Regions from separate parts of the Mus musculus genome. Here region 1 is linked to region 2. A link is a loop called in an ENCODE intact Hi-C map of the cell type or tissue named here. Cell type or tissue: heart. All regions are shown on one strand. Each heading gives the region's core, and the rest is flanking DNA. Links, peaks and the distances in the headings are about the cores only.

Region 1 (9,448 bases), core at 433-8,432, 280 kb after region 2:
CATCTTGAGTGATCTCGTGGGGCTATGAGCATCGCCTCTGTCTGCAGCAGAAACACCAGGTACGGATGGGCTGCTGCAGAAGGATGCTCTCGTCTGCTCAGCTCCGAAGCACCCGCATCCCCCAGACCCAAACAAAGCTGGCTTTCTTTCAATGCCTCCCCTGCCCCGGCAGACTTCCTAGGGAAATCAGGGTTCTGAAAGCCACCTGCTAAGAGCCAACACAAAACAATTGTTAAGAAAAGGCTCCAACAAACAGAAAGGATACGGGGTGACTGGGAAGCCATGCACTGCTAGTGCCAGCTAGTCCAGCCATTGAGGGGGCGGGGGGCTACCCTAAAGAGTTACCAGACTGGACGGCTTAAGAGATAAGCAAATATTCTTCACAGTTGGAAACGATGGCAGACAAGATTAAGGTGCTGACAGATCCAGCGCCCCGTGAGGGTGTCTGTCTGGTTGAAAGTTGGCTCTCTTTTCGTTGCACCCTTACTTGATAGAAAGCAAAGAGTCAGAGAGTCAGTCTCTATCTCTTCTTGTAAGGGCACTAACCCCATGGTGAGGGCCCCATCCTCCTGACCCACTTATCTTGCAAAGGCCCCATCTTAAGAAACCATACACATATGAATTGGGAGTGCAGATATTCTTATACCTCTCCCCTTCACACTGACCTTCCTTCATCCCTCTTACCTCCTGTTTGTCAGCCCCATGTTGACACCCATAGCATCGTACACCATCATTTGGACTTCATTATACCAGCAGAAATATACTGTGGGGAAGCAGAGGGTGTGATGTTTATGAACAAGGATGGGTACCACAGACCCACCAGAATTGGCAAAGCCTTCCTCTGGTCTGTGTGGGAATGTTAGCAGAAGACATGTTATACAGAAGTCATGGTGGCAGCTTCCTCTTTCAAGATGTTTACAGCTCCAGTGTGCTCCCCTACAGAGACTAACCACCAAGACTAGCCAACCCCTCCTTCTCCTGCTGGACGTACATAGTAGATACTCTGAGATTCTGGGTTCTTGTATAGTTGGTGCTGCTCCATCAGAGCCAGCATGGCCCATCTAACCCCAGCCTTTCTGTGCATGTGTCCGTGTGTCTGTCCTCTCTTCTTTCCTTCATTACCCCAGTCAGGTTTCCAGAATCAAGCCGTGCTGCATGGACCAATAAAGCTCTGATACAGTTAGGCCCTGAGATTGGAACTTGTCTCATTCACAAGTGTTGGCTTTAGTTAATACAAAATATAAAAAAGGATGGACGGAGACTTGGAGGCAAGAGCATTAAGGTATGGGAATTGCCACCTTTTGTAGTAAGTGCTCAGCAAATGGGAGTAACCCTTCGTTTCCCTCAGGAAGAAAGCAGGCATCTACAACCAAATAACCTCTCCTAGTTCACAATTCCAGTAATGTTTGTCATTACCGCTGCAGTTCGTTTGACAGCTAATGGAGGTGCAGGACTGGGAATTGCTGTTTAAGTGCTTTGCCATCTCTTTCCCCTGTGTTTTATGTCTACATCCTAAATAGATTATAATTGCCTTGAGGGCAGGAAGCAGGCGTTACTGCGTCTTCTGTGATTCAGGGCAGGGCTGGTTGGGCCATGTGTACTGTTGATTTGAGTCCCCTCATTTAGTCCAACGCTCCAATCCTCCTGTGGTACGGAGCTGCCCTGGGCCACGAGCCTCCCGTTTATTGCCAGCTGTAAGTGATCTCTAATGCGCACACCGCACACGCTCAGCTGCCCCTGTCTTCCCTACAGACCACTCCTGTTCAGAGCACAGACACCACCGTAAAAGGATTAGCCACTTTGTGCTCACTCTTTCAGAGGCTCTGAACTGTCTGGGGACTTCAGGAGAGAATTGGAAGGTCTATAGGCTAGGAAATGTCAAGTCCAGAGGTGGGAGCCCAAGACCAAAGGCAATAAGAATAGACCTTTCAGAGGGTGACCCTGAACCAAAGCTTGCACAGGTTTTGGCCCTTCCCTTTCGGCATGCTCCCCTGCTCTGGAGCACCATAATTCGAGCCAGGCTCACCTGGCACTTCCCTTACCACATCCCAGGTTATTCTTCTCCTCAGACAACTCTGTCTCCTTTTACTGGCAAAGGAACCTGAGAGGCCAAGGTCCAGCCAGAAAAATCTCAAGATGTGCCCGGTGTTGCTGGGTGTCATTGCCTGTGGGACTTGTGAGTGGGCAGAACAAGGATATTCATGCTTCTGTGTTTGTCCATCTATGTGTGTATATACGTATATGTATATTTATTTAGTAAAAACCATGGTTTTCTTTTTTTAAAGGTTTATTTATTATATGTAAGTACACGGTAGCTGTCTTCAGACACTCCAGAAGAGATTCAGTTATCATTACAGATGGTTGTGAGCCACCACGTGGTTGCTGGGATTTGAACTCAGGGCCTTTGGAAGAGCAATCGGTACGCTTAACCACTGAGCCATCTCTCCAGCTCCATGGTTTTCTTTTTGTTTGTTTGTTTCTTTGTTTCTTTTTTTTTTTTTCCAAGACAGGGTTTCTCTGTATAGCCCTGGCTGTCCTGGAACTCACTCTGTAGACCAGGCTGGCCTCCAACTCAGAAATTCACCTGTCTTTGCCTCCCAAGTGCTGGCATTACGCCCAGCACAACCGTGGTTTTCTACCACCATTCCTGATTCCAACCCAACACTACACAGAGTTCATTCTAGTTCTTTCTTATTTGCCTATTTTTGAACTCGGAGCCTCACAAGAGCTAGGCAAGGGCTCTACCACTCACCTATACCCCTCAACCCTCCTTATTTGTAACTTTTTTTTTCTTAACAGAGAACCCTGGCTCTCAATAGTCACAGTTCATTTTACCAAAGAGCTCAGTCGCCATATACTGGTATTTACAGAACAGATCTGTGCATGATCCTTTTAACAGACAGTCTTACATCCTCCAGTCAAAATACTGTCTTCAGGGTCTCAGCTTGCTCATCAGTAACACGGGCTCATGTGGCACCCCTCATTGGCCTTTGAAATCACTTGAGAGCATCAGAAAGAATGTTGACATCATCCGTCACCCATCTTGGATGGATCCTTGGCTCCTTCCAACCATTTCCGGTTGGTTCCCAGACATTAATAGCCTTTGTAGTCAATTCTTGACATTTGTTTTCTTAAGCTTATATTTTTCAGTAAATCACCCTGCTTTTAAAGGAAATTAGCATTGAGTTTCTTTTTCGATTTATTTATTGTATGTATATACGTACTCTATCTGCATGTGCACTAATGTGTCAGAAGAGGACATCAGATCCAGTTATAAATGGTTGTCAGTCGTCATGGGTTGCTGTGATTTGAACTCAGGACCTCTGGAAGAGCAGTCAGTGCTCTTAACCGCTGAGCCACCTCTCCAGCCCGCATTACATTGTTTTAAGTACTCTAGTTTTCCAGTTCTCTACCAAAACATGCTTGCTTGGCTAAGAGAACAGTGTTGCCTAGTAGGATTTGACCATAGTACTTAGACATAGGAAGGGGTGATGCTGAACCCACCTAGCCTTGGTTTGACTGTGCTGGCCCCACGGACGTGGACAATCACGTGACTCCTGGAAAGAATTCTAGAAGTTGAAGCGATCCCCGTGGAAGACAGTGTCACTAGCTGATCTGTGATCTTCCAAGTGGAAGCTCTGGCCTCACCCCTCTGCCCACCTCCACCCTGCACCTCAGAATGGGACTGTGATTGGAGACATATAGCCTTTGGGAATTTGACTGAATTAAAATCCAGCAATCGGGGCACCTGGTCCAATCTCACCAAGCAGGAGTAGAGGAAATACAGGTGAGCAGAGACACCCGGGTGCTTACGCCCAGGGAGACAACAGCATGAGGCCAAGGAGAGCGGCCTCTGAAGAATGGGTCCCTTCCAAGGCCTCCATCTCTGCTTCTAGTCACCAATCACCCAGGCTGGGGCAATCTGCCATGGCGGCCCTGGAGACCCTGTAAAGAGGGCCTCTGCATTTTGCTCTGCCTATTCTTTTTATTTGACTTCTATCTCCAGTAAATATGCACCCATGCATTATTTATGCAATTAAAATGCATATTAACTGTCTTGTGCTTATTCTTCTGTCCTCCATGCTAATTGGACTTCCTCTGAGTATATTGTTTTGGCCCTCCTTAGGCTGCCTCGTGGCGCCCTCTAGAGGCTGTGGCCCAGAACGCAGCTCTTCAGTTAATCTTATTTATTTTAGTGAAGGACCGGGATTCATTCGTTTCTTCCTGTTTTCAATCCGTCTTTTCTCACATCTATTTTGCTGCTCTCTTTATGTCTTTATGAGTTGAATTCATCTTTCATTCATCTGTTTTCTTCTTTTTCAGAAATGACATTTTCCTTTCAATTCGATCTTAGCTGAATCGCATCACTTTAAAAAAAAGATTTATTTTTATTTTATGTGTATGAGTGTTTGTCAGAATGTATGTCTATGCACACATGTGTGCCTGGTGTCTGCAGAGGATGTGGGCTGCCAGGTGGGTCCTCTGCAAGAGCAGCCAGTGCTCTTAACCCCTGAGCCATCTCTCCAGCCCTTGGATCTCATCACTTTTGATGCAATGTGTTTTTGGTTTGTTTCTTTTTTTCTCATTTGAATTTGAACTTGCAATTTTGACTTCCCGTTGCTCTCACATGGAACTGAAGAGGGGGTGCCAAGTGTTTTGGGTGTTTGGTCTTTGTGTCCTTTCTACTGTTGATTTAATTTAAGGTTGACTGATTGTTAAGTAACATGGCGTCTGGTGTTTCTATCATGGGAACACACTGTGTTAGTCACTTGTCTTGTTGCTGTGACAAAACACCCTGATAAAGGTAGTGTACAGAGAGAGGGGGTTTCTTTTGGCTCACAGTTTGAGGGTACAGTCATCATGGTTTAGAAGTCGGGATGCTGGGAGCTTGAGGAAGCTGGTCACATTGCATCTACAATGAAAAAAAGAGATGATCGCTGGTGCTTAGCCTGCCATCTCCTTTCCATTCAGCCTGGTACCTCAGGCTATGAAGTGTTGCTCCCCACAGGAAAAGTGAGTCGTCCCAACTTAACCTAATCTAGATAACCCATCACAGCCAAACCCAGAGGTTTGTTTTCTAAATGATTCTGGACCCTGTCAAGTTGACAATGCACACCATAGATCACCACAGCCCCAGTCTGCCTTGTAAACGCTTCTGTGTGTCTCTGTAAGGCATGGCCACTCTGTGCAGGTCACTTGCTGTGACACTACCTTGTGCAGTGGCCTGGCTGGCTGTTCAGATCAGATCCCCAACCTGACCTGTGACTGCAGCTCACACTTAGTCCTCTGTCACCCTTGACTCAGTGTGGACTTGTTGACTTGTTCATTCAGCTGGACTTATGCAAGAGTGATGTTGGTCATTTCGATTCTCTCCCTCCTGTGCCCTAGGTGGCAGATAAGGTGAGGCCCACAGTACAGATAAAATCACAAGAGACAAATAAAATAAAATCAATAACAAAAAACTAAAAATTAAAATATAAGGCCAGGCAGTGGTGGTCCATGCCTTTCATCCTAACACTTGGAAAGTAGAGCCAGGAAGATCTCTGTGAGTTTGAGACCAGCCTAGTCTATGAAGTAAGTTTCATCCAGGAGTGTCAGGGATATTACACAGAGAAAACCTGTTTTGGAAAAATAAAGTAACTAATTAAAATAAAATACATTTAAGAGTTGTCTGAATCACATAAAAGTGTCCACCTTGGTGGACACTGTGAAATATATGCCAAGGTGTGCCGGGTAGTTATGACATGCAACAGATCTGGTGTAAGGAGGTTTGTTAGGGCAAGGGAGGAGATTGGCAACCTGGAGAATGGGTAGAGGCAGCAGAGTAGACATGCAGACGGATAGGAGCAGAGCCATGAAGGCAGAGAAAAAGATGGGCACAGACAAGAACAAAAACTATAGATTCCCTTTTCCTGTCTAGAGGCAGTGACCGTCCTGTGTCACTGCTTCCCAACATATGTCCCTATCTGGAGTCTCTGACAGTTTGCATCCTGTGAAATCTCAGGTTTGTCCAACTTTCTTCAGTCTCTCCTTCCGACTGTGGCAGCCAGATTCTGCACAGCGGGTTCTTCCTAAAGAAGTCATCATTTCCAGAAGGCTCGGAAGTGACAGACACAGATGGTCACACATATGAAGACCAAAGATAGGTACCAGCCCCTCCTGCCTGGTTTCATCCAAGGAAGCTCCCACAAAGAGTTGGGCCCATTGACTGACTGTCCTGGGGCCTCTCCATCCACCAGTGAGATTCAGAAATGATGACCTGCAAATGGACAAACTGCCATTGGGACTGGATCTCAAGTTCTGTGGAGTCTAGAGATCGGCTACCTCTCTTGACCTCTGAGGTCTCTTCACTCAATAGATCTCATGAGATTTGTCCCCTAGGCTCCAGAAAATCAGTAAGGTCAGTTGTGGCATAAAAGAGCCCCTCCAGTTCATGGCACTGAAACTGAGATCAGACTTCAGGCTGGGCTTAGAGACAGGAACTCACAGGCAGTTCCCTTTCTCTCCCCCTGTCCCCGAGCCCCCAGGGATGCTTCAGCCACATCCAGCCTCTTTCTTTGTGGTAACAGGACAATGGCAGCTGATCCAGCCTCACTTTCTTCCATTTAGGAGGTAGCATTTAGAAAGTGAGGTGATGATTATGATAAGAAACGTTGCAAAATAAATGTGTCAGAGCGAGAGGGGTGCAGGAAAGACTTCCCCCAAATGGCTCAGTGGTGTCATGTAAGTTGTAGACTGTGGATTCGTGGAGACCTGCGAAAAGGAAAGATGTCTACCTGTCTATGGACATTTAAAATGTAAAGAGTAATTAACTGACCAGGAATGATGGCACAGGACTGTAATTCTAGCACTCCCGAGATAGTGTTGATGGACCTCTATGAGTTCAAATCCAGCCTGCTCTACATAGTGAGTTCTAGGCCATAGTGAAACCTTGTCTTAAAAAACTAAAATTAAAAAAAAAAAATTTAAAGACATAAGCAATGTGTGATAAGGAGCAATTTTCAGTGAAAGGACTGTTGGGGATACAAATTGTAAGACTTGTGGGCCCAAGCTGAGCATGGTGGCGCACACCTATAATCCCAGCATTCGGGAGGCAGAGGCAGGCGGATTTCTGAGTTCGAGGCCAGCCTGGTCTACAGAGTGAGTTCCAGGACAGCCAAGGCTACACAGAGAAACCCTGTCTCAAAAAAAAAAAAAAAAAGACTTGTGGGCCCAAAGATGGCTGCTATCTAGAGAATATTAGCTATCCATCTGGACACAGAATGTTGGCTCTGTGTGTTAGGGTTGCAATTCCAGTGTGAATGTGCTAGGCTAGCAGCTACATGGCCTGGACATGGACACCTGCACCCACAGCCCTGTCTGGCTATGCTCTCTCCCAGCATGCACTGGTGGCAAGCAGTGTCTGTCCATCTCACGCACCATTTCCCTCCAGCTGTTCCTCAAGCTCTGAGATTGGCGTAAGTGTTCCCAGGGCAACAGCAATGCATGAGTTCTCCAATACAATGCTCAGAGAAAGCCAGACACAAAGGACCTTGTGCTGTGTGCGCTCCATTTATGTAACTTTCAAAAATAGGCAACGCAATCTATGCAGTCTGAAGTTGGGACACAGTTTCCTTAGAGCAACGACTGAGCAGACAATAAGGAGAACTTACAGGGTGCAAGTCAATCGCATTTCCGGATCCCAGCAGCTATAACCGCATGCCCACCTTATGAAAATGTTTAGCAGGCTGGAGAGATGGCTCAGAGGTTAAGAGCACTGACTATTCTTCCAGAGGTCCTGAGTTCAACTCCAAGCACCCACATGGTGGCCCACAACCATCTATAATGCATATAATTCCCTCTTCTAGTGTGTCTAAAGGCAGCTACACTGTACTCATATACATAAAAAGGGAATAAATATATCTTTTTTGTTTGTTTGTTTTCTAGACAGGGTTTCTCTGTGTAGCCCCGGCTGTCCTGGAACTCACTCTGTAGACCAGGCTGGCCTCGAACTCAGAAATCCACCTGCCTCTGCCTCCCAAGTGCTGGGATTAAAGGCATGTGCCACTACCACCCAGCGAATAAATATCTCTTTAAAAAAGAAAATAAGTTGTTTAGCACTGTACTGCCTAGAGCATGCATTGTGTGGCATAGTCCAGCCAGGATCTCCCGTCTGGTCTCCAGGCTGGCTTCTCATCATTCATTCACATTTAAGCTTAGTTGTGAGTTGGTTGGCCTTTAATTCTAGTGCTGGGAAGGCAGAGGGATATGGATTATTGTGAGATAGAGGCTAGCCTGGTGTACATAGAAAGAAAGACCCGATCTCAAACAAATAAAAAACTTTATTATTGGTGTGCGTGCATGCCTGTGTGTGTGTGTGTGTGTGTGTGTGTGTGTGTGTGTGTGTGTGTGTGATTATGTATATGTTCCAGAGATTGAACACAAGTTGTCAGGTTGTATGGTAGTCCTTTCTCCTGTTGATCCATCTCATCCCTCCCCCAATTTTTGCATGTTTGTCTATGTTCAAATGTACATGGGTGCATGTGTATGCATGAAGACCAGACAATATCCTGAGATGTCACTCCTGAGGAGGTATCTCCCTAGTTTTTTCTTTTTTAAAGACAGAGTTCTTTTACTGGGACTGAGGCTGATTCTAGGCCAGGCCGGGAGCCCCAGGAAGCTACCTGTCTCTGACGCCCTAGCACCGAGATTACATCTCTATGCCTGGAACTTTACAGGGGCTCCGGGGCTCAAACTCAGTAACTCATGCTTATACGTCAAGCCCTTTACCAGCAATGCCATTTCCCCAGAGCTGATCCACACATTTTTAAAGCTCTCCTGCCCTTACATATCGCTAATCTTTTTGGTTTTGTTCAATTCAAGCTTATTTTTTAAACCATACCTAAAAACAAAATTGTGCATATTTGGAGGAGGGCATGAAATGTTTTGATACATACGTTATGAAGTGTTTAATCAGGGTAGACATGTTGTGTGTGCTGACTGGTTTTGTATCAACTTGACACAAGCTAAAGTCATTTACGAGGAGAGAGCCTCAATTGAGAAAATGTCTCTGTAAGATTGGGCTGTAGGTATGCTTATAGAGCATTTTCTTTTCTTTTCTTTTTTTTAAAGATTTATTTATTATTATATCTAAGTACATTGTAGCTATCTTCAGATGCACCAGAAGAGGGCGTCAGATCTCATTACGGATGATTGTGAGCCACCATGTGGTTGCTGGGATTTGAACTCAGGACCTTCAGAAGAGCAGTCGGTGCTCTTAACCACTGAGCCATCTCTCCAGAGCATTTTCTTAATTAATGATTGGTGGGGGAGGGTTTAGCCCGTTGTTGGGTCATTCCTGGGCTGGTGGTTCTGGGTTCTATAGGAAAGCAGGTTGAGCAAGCCATGAGAAGCAAGCCAGTAAGTAATATCCCTCCATGGCCTCTGCATCAGCTCCTGTCTCCAGTTC
Region 2 (9,448 bases), core at 493-8,492:
CAGAATAGGTAGCTTACTGGATACCCCAAGAAGTTATGAGGTACAGAAGATCAGAGGTCAGTCATTTTGTAGCTTTGGCAGCTTTATTGTTGCTAGTTCACCGAATAGCATGTCATTGTTGAGGATGGAGGAGGAAGATCCTGGCATCGCAAGGCAGTTAGAGCTCAGGGTTCCTGTCCCAAACCATATCAACCAGCTGGCTGGGCTGGACCATTCATTGTGAAAATAAAATGAAGTTTGCTGCAATTTAAAAAGCAAATGTCTAGATAAAATATAAAAGGCTGAGGTATGGCATTAGCTCTTTATCCGTGCAGACATGAACAGTCTGCTCTTCTGAATTTAAGATTTCCTCTCACCCATTATAGTAGGCTGATCTTCTTCCATTCTGTCCTGATGGTGATGATAATGCCCAGAGTGCAGCCTGAGGAAAGGCTTGGTGCTGCATATTCCTCCACCTTCCTTCCATAGCACAAACAGTTCTTGACAGTGCCAAATTGAGAGGCCGGTTAAATCTGTTTGGAAACCTTTCATTGTCTTCGGAGTATAAATGCTACAGTTGATGGACTCCTGGACATAGAGTTGTTTTCTTGGGAGTCTCTCTCCACAATTCTAATTAGCTAACAGTCAAGTTTTTCTGTATTTTATTCTTTTAGCTTTGTTTATCCTTCAGATAGCAAGCATCTCTCTCATTGAGAACTTCATGTTGGGTTTCTAGTGACTTCTGAACCTTGAAGGGGTGGGGCACTAGATCAGAATTTGGAGGGAAGGGGGACCCATTTTGGCTCACAGAAGGAAATTGCATAGTCTGTGTCAACATCATAGATGAACATGAAACCAGACAGCTAATGGAGTTAAGACAATCAACAATTTTAGTTGTGGTTTAAGATACTGAGAGTAAAGCCTTTTTGTAAAAGGAACTGGCGATTGGAGAAGAGAGATGTGTGTATAAGAGGGGAGCAGCCAGAGGCCTGGACAGTTTGTGAAGAGACATAGCATGGATGGACCTAGGCAGTAGAGACCCTGTGGGGAACTGGGGTCTCGTGTGCAGGTGGGGTCTCGTGTGCAGGGAGAAACCAGCTCACCTGCTCACATGGACACATTGCAAAGATGGGTCCGATGCACGCCCGGCTGGAGGTGCTGCTCTGAGCAAGGCTTTCCCTGAGGACAGGAGCCTGTGTCCTTTTTCTCCTTAACTTCCCTCCAGAGAGAGAACTGCAGCAAGCAAAGACTTAATGGAGAGTGTGGGAAGGCTTAGAGGAAGGAGCATCTTAGAGCTCACCATGTTTCTATTGAAACAGACCAAGAGAAATGTATGAATAACATTAATTTGACTATATGTTTATTAATGATGTATGCACAGTGTCAAATGCACAAGTACTTTCTAAACACCAGCCACCTTAGCCAACCTCCTTAGGTCTGGTGGGCATTGTGCTCTTTGACTGTGGTCATAGCACTAGGAGCATACTTGTTCTCAGAAAATGCTTGCTCTTGACTCCGATTCCTTAGGGGAAGTCATCTTTTCCTATAGAGAGAGCTGTTTCTAGGTCCATTAAGTGATGTGAGAGATTTGATTTCATATCTGGTTGCAGAGAAGGTATTAGTAAAGGTGACTGTGGGAGAAAATCATACGGTTTCCCCTTTGTGCAGCTGCCCTTCCTTTTTCCTTTAAGTGGAATTAGGATTCATTTAGAAATGATGGCTTTTTTAAGCCATTTTATGCTTCTGAGTGTCATGGTTGGCACTATTGTACCACTCTTCTCCTAAACTACAAGCAAGGTCAAAGGGACAGCTAATGCAAATCTGCAGTACTTTGTGCCGAAAACCTAGAAATAGAAAAGAAGACTGGAAGGGACTGGTGTTACTCACAGCTACAGTGTGGGGTCTAAAGCAAGGTGGACTGAAAAGGGTAAAAGCCAAAGGTACCAGAACAGCTTCCAGACATGACTGTCAGAACAAGGGAACTTTTGTTTCTTGCTGACAAAGGTGACTCTTGGGCCAAGCAGGTGCTTAAAGCTCACAAGTCTTAGTCTGAGCAGGTTGATCAGAGTTCCTGTCCTGTCATTTTGGATGAAATATGCATATGTTCATCAGAGCTATCAGGATGGGATGGGGGAAAGGTGGAAGAGAGAAGTTGCTTGTACAAGCTTTAAAGTAAAACAAAACAAGAAGTCAGGTGCCTGCAGTCTCACCTCCCAGCACAGCAGCTTCATACATTAAACCATGGTGTGTGTCCATCTAGACCAGAAGGGGCTGGCTATGGTATACAGACTGCCATAAGGACAGAGCTCTAAATGAATTCCTGGCTAGAGATTTGTTTGTAGGTTGAGGTGAAATTGCAAAACATAAAGTGAACCATTTGCAAGAGCGTACATTTCAGTGACATTTAGTACTTCCTAGTACAGAGCAGCTATCCTCTGTAAAGACTCAAACATTTTCATCACTGCAGAGGGGAACCCCATCCCTGTTAGGCAGTCACTCCCTGTGCCCTCACCCTCTCTGCTCCTGGGAACCACTAATATGCTTTCTGTCTGGACAGTGCTTCTCCTGGGGATTTTACATACTCGTGTCTCTTCTTTCAGTTAGGTAATAATTTGAGGTTTATCCACAAAGTTCCATGTACTAGTACTGTGTTCCTACTGAGGATAAATATTAGTGCAAATATTGATAATTATTGCAATAGTAGTAGCTAGTACCTGTTATATGGATCTGCCACAATGTGTTCATTATTATTGAATGGCATTTGAGTCACATCTACTTTTTGGTTACAGTGAACAATGAATAATGCTTCTGTAGATAGTCACATAACAAGTTTTTGTAGACATGTTTTCATTTCTCTTGGGTATGTGTTATACTAGGGTTGGGATTGCCAGATCAAATTGCAATAGTGATTCTGTATTTAACCTTTTGACACTCACATGCCAAACGGTTGCCCATGATGGCTGCTTAGTTTCTGCTTCAGGTCTTCACATTCCTGCCAATACTTACCACTTTTTTCCCCTAACCAGCCTGGGACTGTGAACTTGTACCTGTGGTGATTGATTGGTGTTTCTCAGAATAGCAGTAGTGATGAGCATCATTGCCTAATCCAGGACCTTAGGTGTCCTTGTGGCAAGCATGTCTATTCAAGTCGCTTTGTACGCTTTCAAGTTGGGTTATTTGCAGTTTGAGTCTGTGTGTTCTTTATGTATTCAGATAGTTGTGTTCTTACCAGACAACATTTGCATAAATTTTTTCCTACTGTGAAGGTTATTTTTATTTATTTATTTTTTAAATTATTTTTATTTTAATGAGTTTCAATTTTACTCTAATTTTTCCTGTTGGTCTTGTTTTGGATGTTGCATCTAAGAAACCATTGGCCAGTTGTAAGACATGAAGATTCCTCATTGTGCTTTTTAGGAGCTTTAGTGTCTGACATGAGTTTTGTATATGGTGTGAGGAAGAGAGTCAGCTCCTGATAAGAGAAGCTGTTCATTTGCCCAGCAGGATTTGTTGAAATGACTGCTTTTTCCTCCAACTGAATGTGTGACACCCTGACACCCTTGTCAAAAAATGATTGGCCATAGATGTATGCATTCTCCGGTGTGTACCACGGATGTCTGCATGCCTTCCGATGGCACCTCACTTTAGTGTCCAGCTCTGTAGGAAGTTTGAAAGTGAGAAGCACATGTCTTCAGTCTGTTTCCCCCTGTGTTGTTTTGTGTAAGAGCTCTTAAAATTCTGTATCAATTTAGGACTTGCCATCACCTTTTTAATTTCTGCAAAAGAAAAGAAATCCATTTGAGTTTTACGAGTAGTTCCATTTAATCCCTATGGTGGTGGGGTCTTGTCTCTTAGGCCGTGAATAAAAGCTAGATGGCCTTACACTAAGCCCACTTTAATCTCTGCAGCAGAATTTTAATAAGCATAGCAGAGTGTCACTTACTGGTGTGTTTGGCACTGTGTAGGCACCGTAAGTCTCCCTGGTCAAGCCAGTGGTACTCCTCATCTCTAGAAGGCATGCATATGTACCCTCTGCAAAGTTACCAGGGTACCCACATTACAAAGCAGAGTGACACAGGTGCCTGGATATCCATGTAACGGAATTATTGAGCTAAAGGGATTTTAAAGGTCTTGTGGTTTGATTTATGAATTGGTGAAGGAACTCGGACCCAGAGGAGGAAGCTAGCTACAGGGCAGGAATAGAATACAGGACACATATCTGGTAACTTTTGTAAGTTTTTGTTCTTGAAACTTCATTCCATGAGACAAACAGCAGGAAGACATCTTATTCTTCTACGAGAGTAGCCAGAGTTGAGTCATTTAGACGGTTCCAAAGCATCCTGTTGTGGAACAATGATAACCTTATGCAGGGAGGTAGCAGTGACTGCAGGCAAGCATCCCAGAATGACTTGTGAGTGTTGAATCTACCCTGCCCCTTGCTGCCCTCTATCTATTGCCTATGCGCATGCTCTGGAGGCAAGGGAGAAATGACCTGATGAACTCGGGCTGTGGCTGTTTCTCTGCACTTGTCACCTCTTCCTGGCCTGTAATGAATCCTTAAGAATTTGACTTCAGACAACACAGCTGGGAGGGCAGAATGATGTAGAATCCAGCATTGCTGTGTGACTCTTTGTATTTCTGTTCACTGCAGGTTTTAACAACTCGGGAAATTCTTTGGCTCCAGTCAAGGAATTTCTAAACCACACTGATGGCCTGTTGGTTTTGGCAGCATCTCTTCCTCAGGGTGCAGATGCTTAGAAACCATTGTTTCAACAGTGGGACAAACAGTAGGTGGAGATAGAGAGTTCTTTTGCCCAGCTTTGGAATATATTCTTCCTCTTTCACACATGATCAAAACCAGTATCTTATCTCACTGTCCCTTATAGTAAATGCAAGCAATCATAAAAGAATTAGTCTTGTCTTTTATAAAGGAATTAATCTCTAGGTTTATATAAGGAGCTCAAGGTCATAGTGTCAGTGAGAGATCTCCTGACCTTAGTGAATGTGACTAGACCTGCCTCACACGGAGCTTGTCAGGACAGTCAAGTGGCCCTGAATACCTGCACTTGCAGGGCACAGCTCTGACCTCACTAGACGAGTGTTGTCAGCTCTAAGGGCAGTTAGAACGGATACTGAAGCAGGCGATTTTGCTCGCTCCTGCCAGGTGATCACAGGGTCTGGTACTTGGATCCTTTCCATAGCAGGCTTGTTCCCTGCCTTGTCACCTGCTTTGTTAGGGAAGTCTCCTCCATCCCCACTCCTTCATGTTTTCCTCCAATCTGTGAGGACACCTTGTTGAGTTGGTATTTGAAGTTCCATGAGTGGCATGGGGCTGGACATTGGGGTATTGGACTCCTCTTGGTCCTTTCTCTTCGCCAACCCTAATAGTTCTGGCCAGATCTACATCTAGCAAGATATGAGTGGTATGTGTGAGTGCAAGCGCATATAGGGCTCAGGGTTGAAACCCAGGACCTCACTCATGCTTGGCAAGTGCTGTGTCATTGAGCTACACCCAACCCAGTACTGGCAGCCTTGAACCCCCCTCTGAGCAGCCCTGCAGAGATGGAGTAGGTGGCACATACAGTGTGCAGGTTTCAAGCCGGCTCTACCTCTCCCCCAATTCTTGCTATTTAGCCATTCTTACTCCGAATATTCTGTTCTTTCTTTTTTTTTTTTCTCCTCTTTATAAAAATAATAAACCAGAGAAAACCTGGATGATATATATAAAGAAAAAAATCATCATCTCATTACTTTATAACTACAAAGAATTAGTTTTAATTTAATTTCTTTCTGTTAAATTTAAAATGGAGAGCCAAGCATGGTGGAACAGACCTGTAATTCCAACAGTGAGAAGTTGAGGCAAAAGGATCCTAAGTTGCAGGCCATTGCAAACCTGGGCTATATGTGGTGAGGCACATTTCTCCCCACAAAGAGAAATTTGTAAAATAAGATGTGATGTGTAGAGTTTCTAAGTCTTGGGTTTGTTTGTTTGTTTGTTTACTTTGCATAACTACTTTCCTTGCTAAAAGAAGCTGTGAGCAGTTCGGATTCCTCCGCTCCCTTGTGAGCGTTTCTCTCTTCACTCTTCCTCTCCATTTTATTCTGTACCTCTTTTGGTAACTGGTGTTTGGATGATTTTCCTGTAGATTTCTAGAGCTGTTTCTGTGTGTCCTTCTGCATACTGGAGGGTGTCTGTTTCAGGGTCTTCCCCCTACTCCACCTCTGTCTTAGGAGCTGTCATTCTCTTCTGAAACTTACAGATGCAGCTCCCCACCCCCAAGTTAAGGAGAGTGTTTGTTTTGTTTTGTTTGTAAGGAGTGAATAGTGAAGAGTTAATTAGGCAGAGTGGGCTGGCTTCTGGCTTTTAAGTGATCTTGTTTGCATTAGTGACAGCTGTGGGGAATGGCAGATACTTAGAACACTGACTTGAGTGAGCATAATTTTAAGAGTAGGGTTCAGATGACAGACATTTGAGCTGTGGTAGCTAACTGTTTGCCCCAGTGTGTGCTATTTTAGTCTGTGTGAATGCCCTGCTGTTAAGCTGGGCCTCTACTCTCACTTCAGAGCTGGTGCTTTGGGAAAGGGGAAGCTGCAGGATGGTTGAATGCTTTGCAGCCTAGAAGTTACATCTCTGTTTCTTTTTGTAATGCAGGTATACACAGCTGTAATCTCTGAATTCAGAAGGCTGAGGAAGGAGGATTGTGATATGAGCTCAAGGGTAGCTTTAAGTCTTAAGATGAGACTACCTTAAAAAAAAAAAAAGTAAGGAGTGGGGCAGATGGCTCAGTGGTCCCAAGAAGTGTGCACTGCTCTCGCAGAGCACCCATTTCATGACCTAGTACCTACGTGGGGTTCACAACCACCTCCTGTTCTTTGAGAGGACCCGAATTCAGTTCCCAGCATCCATTGTCTGGCAGCTCATAACAGCCTGTGATGTGAGCTCCAGCAGACTCCCAGTCTGGCTTTGACTTCCCAGGAATACCTGCACGCATGTGCACTCCTCCCTGTCCCACCATATATATAATTTAAAAGTAATAATTAAAAATTTAAATTAAGTAAAACCTGCCTAAAACTCCTGCTCTAGAGGATCTGACCCCCTCTTCTGCCTTCCTTGGGCAACTACACTCATATACCCACACCACCCAGACATATAATTTTAAAACTAAATGAAATAGTTCAACAGAAGGAAGAGCTTAAAACAAGGCCAGAGCTAGTCTTTTTGTGTAGGACAACCTCCTGGTTACTACAGGGAGTAAACATGGACCTTAAGATGGCTCCGTATACCACCAGGCCACCGTGGCTCCGCCTACCTCCTTGTTCATTCCTTTCATGGTTTGGGTCCTTTATCTTGAAGTATTATTTGGAAAAAGGTGTGCTTAAGTTTCTTTTTTAAATTTAGCATACATAGTAAATTTCAACACGGTAAAATTACCCAGCAAGGAAGGCCTCTGAGTACCCTTGAGACTAGCATAGTGGTCATGAGTGGGTGGGTCCAGTTCTCCATGCTGTCCCTGGTGGTTGCTTTGTTCATAGTGTTTACTTCTAATGGGCATAGCCTGGCTGGGAGTTGTTTCCATAGCATTAGACTTGCCCCACTGTGATACCTTGGTGGGAGCTGCATGGCCTCTTCCAGACCGTCAGGGTCTTACCATTGTGGCCTTTTAGCTCTGATGTGGTTTTTGTTGTTGTTAAAATTTATTTATTTTTTATTTATGTCTATGCGTGTGCATGTGTGTGTGTGTGTGTGTGTGTGAGTTTATGTGCATTATGTGTATGCAGTCGTCCTTGGAAGCCAAAAAGAAAGCATCAGATCTTAAGAGCTGAAGTTCTAGGTGGTTGTGAGGCACCTGATGTGGGTGCTGGGGACTAAACCCCTGTCCTGGAAGAGCAGCAGTTCCTCTCAACTGCTGGGCCACTTCTCCACTTCTTACTTGATTTTTGTCATTTGTAAAGTAACAGTTTTAGTTCTGGGGTAGTTCTCTGTCTTATGACTCCACCTTCTGACCCTCTCTGTAGCATTTAATACTCTGTCTTCACAGAACCTGTTGTTGCCACAACCTCCTAGTTTTCTCTGTTGCACCTCCTGGTTTCTCAGATTGACCTGTGATGGTTTGTATATGCTTGACCCAGGGAGTGGCACTATTAGGAGCTGTGGCCTTTTGGGAATAGGTGTGTCACTGTGGGCATGGGCTTTGAGACCCTCATACTAGCTGCCTAAAAGCCAGTCTTCTAGCTACCTTCAGAACAAGATGTAGAACTCTCAGCTTCTTCTGCTCTGTACAGGCCTGGATGCTGCCATGCTTCCTGCCATGATGATAATGGACTAAAACTCTGAAAAGCCAGCCCCATCTAAATGTTGTCCTTTATAAGAATTACCTTGGTCATGGTGTCTCTACACAGTAATGGAAACCCTGACTAAGACACCCTCTTTAGCTCAGCAATCAGGGCTGATCATAACCTGATGGAGTTCTGAGCATGGTTAAGAGTCTTATCTTTGGCAGGGAACTTCCTCTAGTCTGAGGCTGTTCCCATATGGTCTGGGCTCACTTTGTAGACCAGTTCTTCCTTTCTCCAGGCCTATAGGTAGATGATTTGGAATGTGGTACCACTTAGTTGAAAAATTCTGCTTTTGTTTTTGGGTTTTTTTGTTTTTTTTGTTTTTTTTTTTTTGTTTTTTGTTTTTTTTTTTTTTTTTTTTTTTTGGTTTCTATGTGTCATCCTGGCTGACCTGGAACTCACTTTGTAGACCAGGCTGGCCTCAAACTCAGAAATTCACCTGCCTCTGCCTCCTGAGTGCTGGGACTAAAGGTGTGCGCCGCCACGCCCGGCTCTGTTTTTGTTTTTGTTTTCTTTGTTTTGTTTTGTTTTTGCTTTCCCTCCTAGATTTGGAGGTTGGCTTTTGAGAAGAAAGGGTGCCTCTAGTCAAAGGGCCTTGAGTGTATACTCAAGGCAGTGTCTGATAAGTTTGCTTGACTTTAAGGACAGTCAAATAGTTCATTAGAAGAGGATTTTGTATTTCATTAATAATTCTTTTTCTTCAAATCTACATGTCTCTTTAACATATAAATTAGAAAGAATAAATAGTGCCTATAATGTAATAGTAACTAGGAGGGCTCAGTGTTCTTTTTGCCTCGGATCTGTTCATTCATACCAGTTCTGTCCAAGCCATTTCCATTTAGTCATCCGCAGCACAGCCGTGGTTTCTATTCCTGTTACAGGCCTGTAATTTCAGGGGAAGATGGAGACTAGCCTGAACTACATAAAACCTTGTCTTAAAAAAATAATTTAGTATTTTGATTTTCCTGGTATTCTATATTGTGAAGAGTCCCCTTGCACAAGTATTTGCACTTTGAAGGACAGGAGTCTTCTCACTGTATTTTATAGATTTCTATTAAATTGTTGATGTGGGGCTTGTTTGTTTGCTTGCTTTTGTTTTTGTTTTTACCTCTGAGGAACTGGAGGTTAAATA

Evidence for each region. A loop is a pair of places that touch in the nucleus more often than their neighbours do. Peaks named below come from ENCODE experiments on the same cell type or tissue, not always from the same donor. Only the 100,000 strongest peaks of a DNase experiment are listed, where the experiment ranks them.
Region 1: a loop joins it to region 2, with 2.2 times the contacts of the local background. A loop is called at or near these places in 7 of 42 quality-filtered maps.

Annotation. Positions count from the first base shown.
Region 1 is chr2:158,336,239-158,345,686 of GRCm38, forward strand. No RefSeq gene overlaps it. Among named protein-coding and RNA genes, the nearest start is that of Snhg17, 21 kb to the right of the region's middle. In heart, for the core only: a CTCF peak has its summit at 4,152 (motif pointing left); no DNase peak of the experiment used is centred there; H3K27me3 peaks cover 796 bases.
Region 2 is chr2:158,060,198-158,069,645 of GRCm38, forward strand. All of the region lies in intron 6 of Rprd1b (regulation of nuclear pre-mRNA domain containing 1B), which reads left to right. Among named protein-coding and RNA genes, the nearest start is that of 2010009K17Rik, 27 kb to the right of the region's middle. In heart, for the core only: a CTCF peak has its summit at 4,757; DNase peaks (open chromatin) are centred at 4,494 and 5,114; H3K4me3 peaks cover 612 bases; H3K27ac peaks cover 4,402 bases.